Regions from separate parts of the Homo sapiens genome. Here all the other regions are linked to region 2. The links are chromatin contacts, found by Hi-C or POLR2A ChIA-PET in ENCODE. All regions are on one chromosome and are shown on one strand. The core of a region is the stretch at or near the end of the contact, and the rest is flanking DNA. Distances in the headings are between cores, read along the strand shown. Region 1 overlaps CDK6 (cyclin dependent kinase 6). Region 2 overlaps CDK6 (cyclin dependent kinase 6). Region 3 overlaps CDK6 (cyclin dependent kinase 6).

Evidence for each region. Hi-C counts contacts between places; a loop is a spot of excess contacts on that map. ChIA-PET counts read pairs that join two places held with the same protein, here RNA polymerase II (POLR2A). Pooled maps may share reads with other maps.
Region 1: a pooled map shows a loop between it and region 2 (7-fold over the local background). The contact joins two enhancer-like sites. A Hi-C loop is called at or near these places in 1 of 168 maps with a recorded cell type or tissue (CD14-positive monocyte), 17 of 37 single-sample maps with no recorded cell type and 16 of 50 pooled maps. POLR2A ChIA-PET finds 5 or more read pairs at or near these places in 7 of 52 experiments (AG04449, WTC11, activated B cell and 3 more).
Region 3: a loop to region 2 is called in a pooled map, with 4 times the contacts of the local background. The contact joins two enhancer-like sites. A Hi-C loop is called at or near these places in 1 of 168 maps with a recorded cell type or tissue (CD14-positive monocyte), 11 of 37 single-sample maps with no recorded cell type and 14 of 50 pooled maps. POLR2A ChIA-PET finds 5 or more read pairs at or near these places in 12 of 52 experiments (AG04449, BJ, PC-3 and 8 more).

Annotation. Positions count from the first base shown.
Region 1 is chr7:92,619,027-92,623,705 of GRCh38, reverse strand. It overlaps CDK6 (cyclin dependent kinase 6), which reads left to right. Exons shown (of 8, transcript NM_001145306.2): 6 at 620-670. Among named protein-coding and RNA genes, the nearest start is that of FAM133B, 31 kb to the right of the region's middle. Within about 2 kb of position 2,490, at least 5 of the 41 ENCODE cell types and tissues checked have a DNase peak (open chromatin) inside an H3K27ac peak, as active enhancers do; they include CD14-positive monocyte, where a contact is called at or near this core.
Region 2 is chr7:92,730,606-92,734,853 of GRCh38, reverse strand. All of the region lies in intron 3 of CDK6 (cyclin dependent kinase 6), which reads left to right. Among named protein-coding and RNA genes, the nearest start is that of CDK6-AS1, 100 kb to the left of the region's middle. Within about 2 kb of position 2,998, at least 5 of the 41 ENCODE cell types and tissues checked have a DNase peak (open chromatin) inside an H3K27ac peak, as active enhancers do; they include CD14-positive monocyte, where a contact is called at or near this core.
Region 3 is chr7:92,639,632-92,644,242 of GRCh38, reverse strand. All of the region lies in intron 5 of CDK6 (cyclin dependent kinase 6), which reads left to right. LOC112268009 (a long non-coding RNA gene) reads left to right here. Exons shown (of 2, transcript XR_002956577.2): 1 at 1-1,982; 2 at 2,116-4,611. Among named protein-coding and RNA genes, the nearest start is that of FAM133B, 52 kb to the right of the region's middle. RefSeq lists an enhancer at 2,103-2,152. Within about 2 kb of position 1,907, at least 9 of the 41 ENCODE cell types and tissues checked have a DNase peak (open chromatin) inside an H3K27ac peak, as active enhancers do; they include CD14-positive monocyte, where a contact is called at or near this core.

The sequences.
Region 1 (4,679 bases), core at 1,241-3,740, 110 kb after region 2:
AAATGCTCAATGTAGACAAGGAAGGCTGTGTGTTTGAAGCAGACACAATTGCCTCTAAAGCCCAGAGTTAAGATTTAGAACTTGTAATGGTTAGCTGCCATAATATTGGGAGGAAGAAAAGTGGTATAATTAGAAAAATAGACCCAGAGGTGGTTCACTGCAGCATTGAGGACAAATGAAAGGAGAGAGACCCATGAGGAAGTACTCTGATAGCAGAGTAGTATGGAAAAAGTGCTCTGAGAAATATCAAAGAATCTCACCTATTTATGGTTCGAGACTAGGATGGTGGTATGTTCCACCTTATCACGAAGTTAAGCAGATCTTTGAAACCTGGAACTGAATTTGACGGTAGCACTGTTGTAAGAATGACTGCAAACAGAATGCCCGTGATTGTAAAACATGGAATTCATCTACCACCAGGTATTCATGAGAGATCCTAACCCATACATGAAATGCAGGGAAAACCTTCACTTACCAAAGGAAAAATGTCTCAATTTTTTTTACTTCTTCCCAACCCATAAAGAATATTTTGCTTCCTGTGAAACAATGATAATGGCAAATATGATTGAAATGTAATCTGAGAACATTTCTTATTTAAAATGTATCTTTATTCTTTTAGGCCTCTTTTTCGTGGAAGTTCAGATGTTGATCAACTAGGAAAAATCTTGGAGTAAGTAATAATTATAATTTTACACCAGTGTCCATAGCATTAAAACATTTACAGTGACTTTCCTCTGACATGCATATCATGTGTTTATCTCTTGTCTTTCTTACTTCAAGCAGCTGCTGCAGACAGTGTTACTATTTGTGTGGTGAGTGGAGACATGGTAGAAGTGCCGTTTTATGCAGAGCCCTAACTGCTCTGCTCTGGAAGCTTGTATGTTGCTTGTGTGGATCTTTTTGCTGCTCCTCTTTCTTCGTGTGGCTGAGCTCCAGTTCTTTTAGTTCAAATACATTTTCTGCTTGTGGTCATTTCAAAAGCACCCACCATCAGAGATGGGATGCCTGGTGACCAAGTACCCATCCTTGTCCAGTGAGCTTCCTGTCCCCACTGAGTATCCTTGGTCACCCAGGTTGGTTCTGCGTTGTTTTGTTTTGTTTTCCTGGGCGAAGGATGGTATGCTACACATCTCATTTTTCTTTGGAGCACCAAAATAGAAAATGAGAACCCTAAGTCTTTGGCAAAATAACTCTGCAACTTTGAGAAAGTCATTTAAAACACCTCGTGAAGGGCTTACACAGTGCCTGGCACATAGTAAGCACTTTAAAAAGTTATCTATTACTGTTACTATTAGAGTTCATCATTAATTATTTAACCTTTTATTTCCTTAACTTCATCTGAGAAATGAAACTCTGACTTAAATTCTCTATAAGATCCTTTCTTGTGCTCAAATTCTTTGGTTTCAGTTACATCGCTCCTTGATGATTTACATAGTTTCATTCATGTCTGCATGTTCATGCATGTATGCATTCATGTTTCTAGAATGTAACTGGGGCACTTCTTCTGACAAAGCATGCAGTGTGGCATCCTTTTTTGGTTTTTTGTGTTTGAAAGGCCCATCCAAATTGGAGTGGAGTAGGAAAAAAGTGGGAGTTCTAGACCAAAAATAGCCCTGATCTTTGGTCTGTGACATTTTATAGGAATCCCAGTGATTTTTATGAAATTCGAAGTCTGTAAGACTGAAAAAAAAAAAAAAACCACCCCTAAAGAACAGATTTTCATATCAGCACTGTCTACTCAAGCGTGACTGCTTAAAACAGTTAATAAAACTGGAACCTGATTTTGTTCTTTTAGTGACTAGAAGCAGCTAGACTTCTGTTAATGCCAGTGCTACTGCTGAGTCAGAACATAGTAGCTTTAAGGCCTGAATAACATTTGCTAGTTTTTTATGCCTGGGGGCTTCCTGGGTCCAGGGCAGGTGATGCTACTGCTCCTACTACTGACCACTCTGTACAGTGGATAAATTCAACACAAAGCCTTCATGTTACCCCTGCTTCTGAATGGCAAGTTATTTAATCACTCGATGAACTCCCATCTATTTTTCCCCATGACTGTTGAATATATTTTGTGTGCATGTGATCATAAAGAGGAAACTAGGGAAAGCAGACATACTGATGACCTTCTGTTAAAAGGAAAGAGAATCTTGACTAAAGTCAGCTTGCCAGGACTTGAAAGCCATCACCTTCTTTCCCTTATTTATACTACCTGACAGTTGTGTCTACCTCCAGCACTGATGTCTGCAATCTTGTTAACATTGTTAGTGCCCCCTTAGTACATGAGGCCAGTGAAATGGACCAGAAGGAACATTTGACCGGCATGTTTGACCTGCTTCCAAAGAAAAGCCAGTTCTGCTTTTGGCAAAGTCCTGACAATCGTAGGTTGCCAACAGCAAAGAAGCTGTAGAGTTCTATGGTTTGTGCCTTTAGATTTTACTTTGTGGTTTCTGGCATTGTGTCATCAAAATTATGTTCTGTTTCCTCTGAATGCATTACCTTGCCAGAGAAAAGGGACAATGCTGCACCCTAGCGTCACTGCTGAAGTACTTGAAAAAATATTTCTGTCTCCTCCATCACTGCCATTTATAGATTTTGTGCCCTGTTGGGCTTGCCAATATAAATGTCAACTTTTAAGGCTTATATTCAGCAGTCCAAATAGTGGAATTAAGTGCAAGCATTTTTAATGGACCTATCAGAATTTCACAACACATATTTGGGCCATAAAAGTTCATTCTGGACATGAAACCAAATTTTTTTTAAGGAAAGCCATATTCACATACTCTTTTTTATTTTTTTCTTTGGAGACAAGGTCTTGCCCTGTTGTCCAGGCTGGAGTACAGTGGTGCGATCTTGGCTCACTGAAGCCTTGGCCTTCCGAGCTCAAGTAATCCTCCTATCTAAGCCTCCCAAGTAGCTGGGACTACAGGCACAGGGCACCACAACCAGCTAATTTTTATATTTTTTATAGAGATGGAGTTTCACCATGTTGCCCAGGCTGGTCTTGAACTCCTGGGGTCAAGTGGTCCACTTGCCTCGGCCTTCCAAACTGCTGGGATTACAGCCACCCCACCTGGTCCATGTTCACATACTCTTAAAGGGAAAAACATTTCTGTGTTTAGGAAGATTTAAGCCTTCAAGTAATAGCAAGTATTAAAAGTGAAACAATAGTTTTAGCCTGTGACATCTTAGAGCATTTTTAAGAATGATGTCATAGCTAAATGGAAATAAAATATTGGAATAGAGAGAACGGAACTCACTCTGGACTCTGTGACTGAGCTTGCTATCTGTGACTTTGGCAGTTCATTTTATTCCTCATTCTCAATTTCCCCATCTATAAAATGAGACTAATAACACCTGACTTACATGTCTTAGGAAATTATTACAGGAATCAGAGGAGGTGATAGACTTAAAGTTTTATATATATAGTTATGTGTTTGTTTAAAATTTTATATAAAATTATATAAAGTTATTTGTATATGTACACACATACAAACAGAGATGTGCTGTTCCTCTGAAGGCTTTTGGCATTCAGTTGATCATATACTTGCAAGATGTAATTAGATGTAGATACATTCAAAGCCACAAATAAAAAAGATTTTAAATATTTCTAGGAGTTATTAATATAATCAATTTCTAGCTGACTGGTGAATATACACAAAAATATTGATACACATAGACCTGACAACTAAAAAGGAATGAAAGGAAATTTTTAAAGCTCTCTAACAAGCATTTTTCATTCCCTCCTCTGCCCTGTCCCATTGTATCCAGACACTTACACGTGCATTTCTTTTCATAATTAATAGTGGTATTTTTGGTTTTTTTCTTTTTACTTCTATTGTAGGCTGTACTATTGAACAAATCTATATATTGCTCATTGTCATTTCTATTTATTGCTTCTAGTAAATATGTCCATGAATCTGTCTTTGCCTCAATAATGTAGCTCTCTCAGTATGCCTGATAGAGGCCGAATTACAGTGTCTTCCCCAGACACCCAGGCAGAGAAGCCATGATGACAGGGTTATCTTCCCAGCTGAAGTCTATGGCCTGGGCTCCGTGTAGGTGAGGGAAGGGGAAATGAAGTGCTACAGATCTTGAGACCTGTACCACATCTTCCTGAAATCTGGAAGTACATTCATAAGAACACCTCTTCCTGGGCCTTAGTCCCAACAAGTAGAGGCCAAGCAGAAGACCCTAATGTGGGCCAGCACAATTTCTAACTGTAGTTAAAATTATTTGTTCCAGTATTTGAATAGCTATGTACCCCGTCCACTAAACTATGATTTTATTTTTGGTTCAGAGTTATACAGTCTGTGTGAGAAAGAAGTCCCTGCATCCTCTGATTTTCTCTGTTCAAACCTACTTACGACCTATATGTAAACTATAAATAATATCTATACAATGTATAAGTTATGTAAGTCCATTGACCCATTAATTTTTTAAAGAATCTTAAGTTATACATAGATACAAGCAGTTCATATTTTAAGTGTGGTAGTGATGTATTTCCTATGCATCTTGTATTAATAACATTTTCTAATTATAATAATAGTAGGCAGTGTATTGATTGATAATTGACTGTGTGTGATGTATATCAGGTGCTGTGCTTTGTACTTTAAATTATAAATTTATATATTACTATAAATTCAAATAAAGTATAACTGATCCTCATTACAACTGTAAGTTAT
Region 2 (4,248 bases), core at 1,749-4,248:
ATGGGAGTTTTATATTTCTAAAATAATGAGCCCAAAGTCTCAACACATATGAACATGTTTTAATGGCTAAAAGGTACGAATACTGATTTATATGCCATGCCTCTTTTGTCCCTATCCCGTAATCCAAACCTGCTCTTTCTGATTCCCCTGGAGTTTTATCGCATTCCTCCTAAAAGGAGTCAGTGAGTTCTTTTTAAGCTAATGGCCTTCATAGATTTCATGGTCATTTTTAGTTTTGTTTGGGCCCTCACTTCTTTATGAAAACTCATTGAGCATTTATTGACACCCATTAGTACAATGTGGTGGGAGGCCAATAAATCTAGAGGAAGAGCAATTTAAGCAGGACCCTGCCAGGAGTTGGGGCCATGGGGCAGTAAATGAGTAAAGATGGCAGAAATCCACAGAGTACCAGGAGGCAGGGCCAGAGAGCTAGGTGGGCTTTGGCTGAGGGGGCTGAAGCAGGAGAATTATCTGATAGGATCAGGTTTACACTTTTAAGGGTTCAGTCTAGACAGAGAGTACAAGATGGATTTGAGGACTGAGATCAGTGGGGAAAGGCTAGGTAATGGTATATGTGAGGAAGGAGAAGGCGGACCAGACCCGCTATAGTGGGAGCCTCAGAGGTGTAGGAATTGTATTTAAAAAGACACGACTTTACTGAGGAGCCCAGAACAAGACTTGAGTAAATGAAGAAAAGGAAAGACTCAATATTGTAAAGGTATCTGTTATCCCCAAATCAATTTATCAATTTTTAAAAATCATTGAAAATACTAAAAGGATTTTTGGAAGGTGTGGGCACTCAATAAAATGATTCTGAAGTCAGTTCATAATCATAACATATAAGAATATCCAAGAATGCCAGACACGATGGTGCACACCTGTAGTCCCAGCTACTTGGCAGGCTGAGGTGGGAAAATAACTTGAGGCCAGGAATTTGAGGCCAACCTGGGTAACATAGACCAGCCTCTAAAAATAAATAAATACATATTTTTATTTTCAAAAAATATTCAGGAATGTTTTATAAAGAGTGGAAAGAGAAAACTTTCCCTGCAGATGTTAAAATTTACTCTAAATATTTAATAATTAAAGGAGAGAGGTACTCTAAACAGAGCCAGAAACAAAGAGCAAAAGTCCAGAAAATAACTTCAAGTAATTTAGAACATGAGAAATAGTGGCATTTAAAATTGGTGGGTAATTTAATGACTGCTTAAACCCTTTTGCTAATCATAGAATATAAATAAAAATAGAAAAATATAGAACCATTAAAAATTAAGCTGTAGATCTACATTGCCAATAGATCTACATGCAAATGAGTTCAGTATACAGCATGATGTGAAAAAGACAGTTACAAAATTGTATGCATTCGCATTCCATTTAGAAAACAGAGACTAACCATCTGCATGAGTATTATGTAGATGGCAAAAATGGGATGAGGTTAAAGAAGTCAAAGTTCTGAAGCTAATATTAGCTGGGCATCCTAGTGATGTTGGAGTCCTGCAGGAAGACGTTGAGTGTGGGGTAAACAGGATGAGCCATGGTTCCTGGGGAATATAGAGAGTTGACAGTAAATGATAGTGATGGCAAAGGCGATATTATAAACATTAATGGAAGGAGGTACACACCTCAAAGAGAAAAGGATAACCACCTGAAAGGGATGATTGCCAACAGGAAAAGAATGTTGGTACAGGCCCCATTGGGTCTGTACCTCACCCTGGGGTGAATCATGGTGGCTATAAATGAAAGATAATGTTCATAACATATTTAAGTTAATATAATTTTAATTAAGTTAGATTTGTTAGAATAATTTTCAGCTGCAAATTACAGAACACTCAATGAAAAGTGGATCCAGATAAGGGCATTATTATATACATAACTACAAGGCTGGAGGCAGACAGCCCTAAAGTTGATGCAGCTATTCATTGATGTCATCAAAGACCCAGACTCTTTCCCTGTTTACACTCTGGCCTTTTATGTGTACAGATGATGTTTCAAGATGGTTGCTACAGCTCGGTAGCATTCAGTATAAGACGTGGGTGAGGAATGGGAGATGAGGAAGTACAGCAGAGAGCATTCTACTGTGCACCTCTTATCAAGGAGGAAAATGCTTCCTGAAACTCTCTAGCCAATTTGCCCATACAGGACTGGGTGTCATGTTCATCCCTGGATCAATTCCTAGCAAAAGGAAATGTGATTGCCTTCATTGGCCTGGACCAGGTCTTCATGGCTGACAACCAGCAGTATCTTCTATATCACACAAATAATTATCTGTTCTACTCTTGTGGAAAACCAGCTCCTCTAAGCATTACCTCATTTGAAGAGGAAGGAAGTACAGAGTGAGGGGAAAATTCTCAAAAGAGGGAATTGAGAGGAAGAATGTGGAAAGATAAGAAAGTATTTTGTCCAATTGCAGCCATTAGAAAGCTTATTAAAATTTCTTCTTCTGTTTTTGAGAGCTGTCGCCCAGGCTGGGGTGCAGTGGTGCAATCACGGCTCACTGCAGCCTCAACCTCCCAGGCTCAAGTGATCTTCCCACCTAGGCCTCCCGAGTAGCTGGGTCCACAGGCATGAGCCACCATGCCCAACTAATTTTTTGTTTTTTGTAGAGACAGGGTCTCCCTGTGTTGTCCAGGCTGGTCTCAAACTCCTGGTCTCAAGTGATCCTCCCACCTCAGCCACCCAAAGTGCTAGGATTACAGGTGTGGGCCACCACACCTGGCCTAAAATTTCATTATAGAAAAGTGTGTGTTGAAATGGGGAAATATTCACAGCACATTGTAAAATGTTTTTAAAAGCCTCACAAAACAATGTGTATAGAATGATAGCCACTTGGGTCATTACCCAACAACCTAGGAACTTGGGCTTCATGTTTTCTTACTTCTTTACCCAGTGCTGATTTTTATCTCCTGCTCTGAAGAAATTATGTTTAGCATTGCATATTTGCAGTTTCAGTTCCTGATGATTTTCCACAGTGGGTTAAAAATAGCCATTATGATGAGGTAATGATTTATTCTTTCATGTTGTTCATTTAAGTCATTACATTGTTCCTCAAACACCAACATTTTCAGGCTTGGTGGAAATGACTTATTATCTTTTTTTTTTTTATTTCCAGTTAGTTGAGACTGATTCTTTACCTTCTCAGCATTATCATCACTTCCAGGAATGAATAAAAAGTGGGTTCTGTTCTCATTTCAGAATACATATTTGATTATTAAAATTTACATGCAATGCCACTTTATTACACTTTTATCCAGTTGCCTAGAAGCAGTAAAAATTAGAAGCCAGTGTTTCCATTTAGGGCCCATGCCTTTGTTTCTCCTGAGGGGCCTCGAGGTGATGTGTGCCTGACTCATCATGCACAGTGGCAAAGAGACGGGTACTATGGCATTGCTGGACTATGCTTTGCTGTGGAACAAAGCTCATGTGTGACTCTTTTAGCTTGCCAGTTAATGGCTTGCTTTGAATTCACCCATTACAACTTTCCAGGTGATATGGAAGTTTTAAGGAATCCTCTTGAACCCTCCTCTTGGTTTCTCAGAATTTGTTTGTCTTGTTCTTTGTGATTTTGGATGAAGCATTCTTTGGGTCCTCCTGAGGACCACAGTGAGAAGTAGGGGAGACCTGTTTATAAACAGCCTTTGAAGCTCATTGTTCATTGCTCATTGCAAATTGATCAATGAAAGCACACGGGAACCCTGTCAGGTTTTGAAATAGAGTAGAAGCTGTATACATACAGCAAGCTTGATGTGGGGACCTGCAGTGTAGATTCTCCCAGAATGCAGACAAAAGTGGGTGGAATCTCCAAGGAGTGAATCAAGCCACTTGGCTAACGCTTTAGGACCTTAACACGATGCTGTTAGTCACTATTTCATTGCTTAGGTAGCAACAATATACCACATTTTATGGGAGAACCATGGTTTTAAAACATTCTGGGAATAGATCCAGCAATTCCACTTCTGAGTATATATCCAAAAAAATTGAAAGCAGAGTCACAAAGAGATCATTCTACACCTGTGTTCATAGCAGCAATATTCACAGCAGCCAAAAAGTGGAAACTACTGAGGTGCCCATCTATGGATCACCAGATAAACAAAATGTCATATATACATACAATGGAATATTATTTAACCTTAAAGAGGAAGGAAATTATGATACACACCACAACATGAATGAACCTTAAAGGAACTATGTTAACTGAGGCGAGCCACTCACAAAAAGACAAATCCAGTGTGATTCCACATGTATGAGGTA
Region 3 (4,611 bases), core at 658-3,157, 90 kb after region 2:
TCCCCTTCCTGCCTTAAGAGTAATCTCCAGTATCTCTACTCATGAGATAATAAAATGTATCATTTTCAGAAATTTGAAGAAGGTAGGTCAGGACTCACCAGTGCTGTTTCAAAAGCCTTTTGGTTGTGAGTGCCACATCTGACCACTGCACAGATAGCACTGAGAAAGAAAATTGGACCCAGTTCTCTGCTTTTGCCTTCCATTCTCCCTGTAAGGGTCCACGTGAACAGCAAGTTTGGCCTGGTTTCCTTAGGTCCCTCTGGGCCCATTTCTTTTCTTTCATCATCTTTCCTAAAGCTGATATGACAATTCCATGGGGAAGAAACAAATAGTACACTTGGATGAACTTTGCGAAACACAAAGACCTTTCCTCTTATCCCTGATTCTAAAGGGATTTTTCTGTATTTAATAAGTAAATAAATGAGAACAGTTTTAGACTGAATAGTAAGTGTCCCATTTATATCATATTTGTGATGTTTTGAACAGGGTGAAGGAAACCATTCGTGATAAAGCACATGGATTAAAAATCGTGGTTGACTTGTTTAACAGAACCCAAGTCATAAAGCTCCCTTGAAGAGTACTCAAAAATTCTAGCTACAACCAAAGATGAAAAGAAAGTGAATAGACCTCAGCAGGCCTGCCTCCTCTGTTTCATCCTTTAGGTTAAATGTCACCTCCTTAAAGAGGCTTTTTCTATTATTCTCCACCAGCATATCTTATTTTCTTCATAACACTTACCACTTATTTAATGATTTTCTTTCTCCCTAAACTGTAAGCCTCACAAGGGCAGGGACCACGTCAGTCTTATTTCTGTGTTCCCTACACTCAGCATAGTGATAAGCACATCACAGACTCCAAATGTGCTGAATGAGTGAATGAGCTGCTGAAGCGTGCTATAATGGCAAACCTGTTCCAAGTTCTTCATGGACTTACAGACTCCTCTGGATCACCTCTTTCTTTTCTTAGAACCAACTGAAGAATACTACTTGGTCTCAACATCAGGCTTACCAGTGTTATTCCCATTAGTTCATTTGTATTTTTTAAAACCCGGGATTTGGCCGGGCGTGGTGGCTCAAGCCTGTAATCCCAACACTTTGGGAGGCCAAGGCAAGCAGATCACTTGAGTCCAGGAGTTCGAGACCATCCTGGGCAACATGGCCAAACCCTGTCTCTACAAAAAATTAGTCAGGTGTGGTGGTACATGCCTATAGTCCCAGCTACCTTGGAGGCTGAAGTGGGAGGATCACCTGAGCTCAGGAGGTCAAGGCTGCATTGAGCTGTGATCACACAACTGTATTCCAGCTTTGGTGACAGAGGTAGACCCTGTCTCAAAAAAAAAAAAAAAAATTCTTTTTTCAGCCTGAGTCTCAAGTCCACTAGCAGTTCCGTAGTCATAGCCAAACGATGCGATGTAGTGAAGTGGTCATGAGAGCCAGCTTTGGAGCATCTAGTTGTCTCTATCACTTCTTAGCTCAATGATGATGAGTTATCATTAACCATCCCTCAACCTCAGTTTCCTCAATTGTAAAATGAGGATATTAATATATATCCCCCACATAGCATTGATCTGAGGTTAAACAGTATGTATAAAGCACTTCACTTTTGTCTTTTTGCATTGTACATGTTCAGTGAAACTTAGCCACTGAACTTCCTGTTCATAATGTTAAATTACCTTGGTGTATCACTTTTCTAGAACAGGATAAAGGATGGCTTCTTCTCAGAGGTAACAGAAGACATTAGAAGAATTCAGAATCAAAAAAGTCCAAGGACCTGGAGTACTGGGATTCTAGACAGAACCTCAAGCGTGGGGTACACAGCATGAACTGAGGTCACAGTGGGCTGGGCGGCATGGCCAAATGACTCAATAGTGAAGTGATGACTAATCATTGTAGTGCTCCTTATATCTCTCCCCCTATATCCCACCACAGTCACCACAAAGGCCAGAGCTGGTCCTAGAGTCTGGCAAAAGGCTGAGCATGAAAGTGAGTTTAAGGAAACCCATCTAATAAGATTAAAGAAACTATGCAGGGCTCTGGGGTCAAGGCGTGGGGTCAGCTGACTCCTCCACAAGGAGGAGTTGGGGGCTCCTACTTGGTCTTCCCTTGTTTTCCATAGTTCCTCACAGAATCCAGAGGGCAGTCCCCAAGGCTCTCAGAGTCTTACTCTGAGCCACAGGAAGAAGTACCTTACGCCAGCTCACAGGGGAACTCCAAACAGTCAGCAGGAAGAAACTCAGTCACTCAGATGAAAATGATGGTGTCTCACCATTCTTCTATGCAGTTTTCTAAGGGGCAAGACAGAGACATTTGGCTGTGAGACATTAATTAATCGAACAGAATGTACTTTAACTGTTACCTTTCTTATCTAAGGCTGTGTGGCCGGCTCACTGGTTTTAGTCAAGTAAAGAGCAATGACTTATGCATTTAATGATCTCACTAGACATAATTTCCTTTCATATTGGTTTGTAAGACAGGTGCTATCCTCTCCCATCTCAGGTGGAGCTCAGAAGGCCCATTTGTTCTAATATTCCTGAACCATGTAGGATCAGCAATCTGGACTGTTTTTTAAAAATCTTATAAAAATCTGTATAATGTATGCATCTTATGTAAGATTATTTTTTAAATAGTATGTATTATGTTCTTTCATTTAACAAAAATATACATGGTTGTTGTAGAGCTTTTAAAATACGAGTAAAGAGTATAAGTCTATAGTATCTTGTTATACCAGAAAGTAAGAAAATGCTCAAAAAATATGGGAACATACCAGAAAGGCACAGAATTTAGCTTGAAGGAGCCACTGGACAAATATAAAACAATTTGGGCATCAAAATACATAATTATAGTAAAGGATTATAACCTCCTGAATAAAATTAAAATCCATGAGTCCATGCTGATATAAATAAAGTGGGAGAAAAGAGAGCTTTGTCTTACAGTAGACTGACAATCAATAATAACAGAGTGAATGATGGAGTTAGAAAATCATCAATGGATGATGCTAAAACTACTGAGTGGAAATTTCATCAAGAGATTTACGTAGTGTCAAAATGGCTCTTTACAAGATACTTACTTTAAAAATAAAAATAGGAAAAGAAAGAGGAAAGAAAAATAAACCATAAACCAGTGACCAAGAGATGACCATTACTAATGGTTTAATAGTTATCTTTCAACTGTTTTTCCTATGCATTATAACATTTTAATTTTCTTGTAAAATTAGATCATGCTTTTTTGTAATCTGCTTTTCTTATATAAAAATATATCTGGATCTTATTTATTTGTATTTAAATATTCCCTGGTACATAGTAGGCATGTAGTAAATATTGGTTGAGTGAATGAAATTTGCAAGACTTTAAGGAAAGCTGTGATGCACATTGGTGTAAGTAAAGTTTTTTTCATTCTCATGATTATTCCTTTAGGACTAACTCCCGGAAGTGGAATAGTGATACAAAGCATATTCAAAACCCTGAGCCCTTTGATACGTGGAGCCAAATTGCCCTCCAGAAAGATTTTTCTACTTTATTTTCCCTCCAGGGGTGTATTAAATGAATGTCATTCAATACATTTTTAAGGAGGAAGATTGGGATTAAATGTGTGTGAAATACCCAGAGTAGACCCAGAAGTCGTCAGTCAGAAAGTAATAGTCATCCAAATTCTTTTCCCTGTATCTGTAGGTTAGATTCTGTCAGGACCAAAAGCTGGGATTAGTAAGAGTTGTCAAAGCCTTCAGTCATAGAAAATGGAGTTTTTGTTGATACGGGAAGCTCCAAGTTGGGATAGACTCTTATTTTCATTAAGCCAGTCATATACCGTATAATGTGCTATACCATCCTTCTTTTGTATCTATTGAAAAATCCTATCAGCTGCACTGGACCTGAAGTCTACTATGTCAAAGTAAATGATAAAGAGAAAAACCTGGTTCCTGTTTATGATAGGCTAGCATTGAACATCACTGTTATCAACACAGAACCTCCATGAGGGCCCCCTTCCATTTGCACTTTGATGCTGGCTACTTAGCACACTTAACACCAGCTGTTTCCAGTGCCGTTGCCAAAGGTGGGCAGAGCAAGGTGCAGGATACATATACGTTCCATGGGCAGCTGAGCGGCGTGCTCTCTTGTGCTAGCCAGTGCCTGTGGCAACCCTTCCCTCCTGACTTCAGCCTCCCCACTAGTTGCAGCCAGGTGGTGTATTATCTCCTGATCTATATATACATTAAACATATTATTAAGGAGAACCCAGAAGAAGATATTTAGAGAGATAGATACCCTTGGATTCAAAAGATGAGCAATCAGAAAAATTATACCATAATTTGAATTTGCTTATATTTTCCTTTTTGGCTTTCACTGGCTAGCATGTTCTCAAGTGATGACAGTTGGGCTGATTGAGAGCCGTTAGTCAAATCCAGTAACAGTATTAATCTGTGGTTGGAAATGACTGTTAAAGTAAGTGCCAGGCTATTCAGTTGTGGTTTTTATTCCAGCTTCCAATGGTGCCAGGCTTCCAGCAGGAGGAATAGAGGCTGTGGTAAAGGAAACCGTTGGCAAATGAAAGAAACCAGAAACTGTCACTACCCATAACAACGAAACAACAAAAAAATTTACAGAAAAGGAAGGGG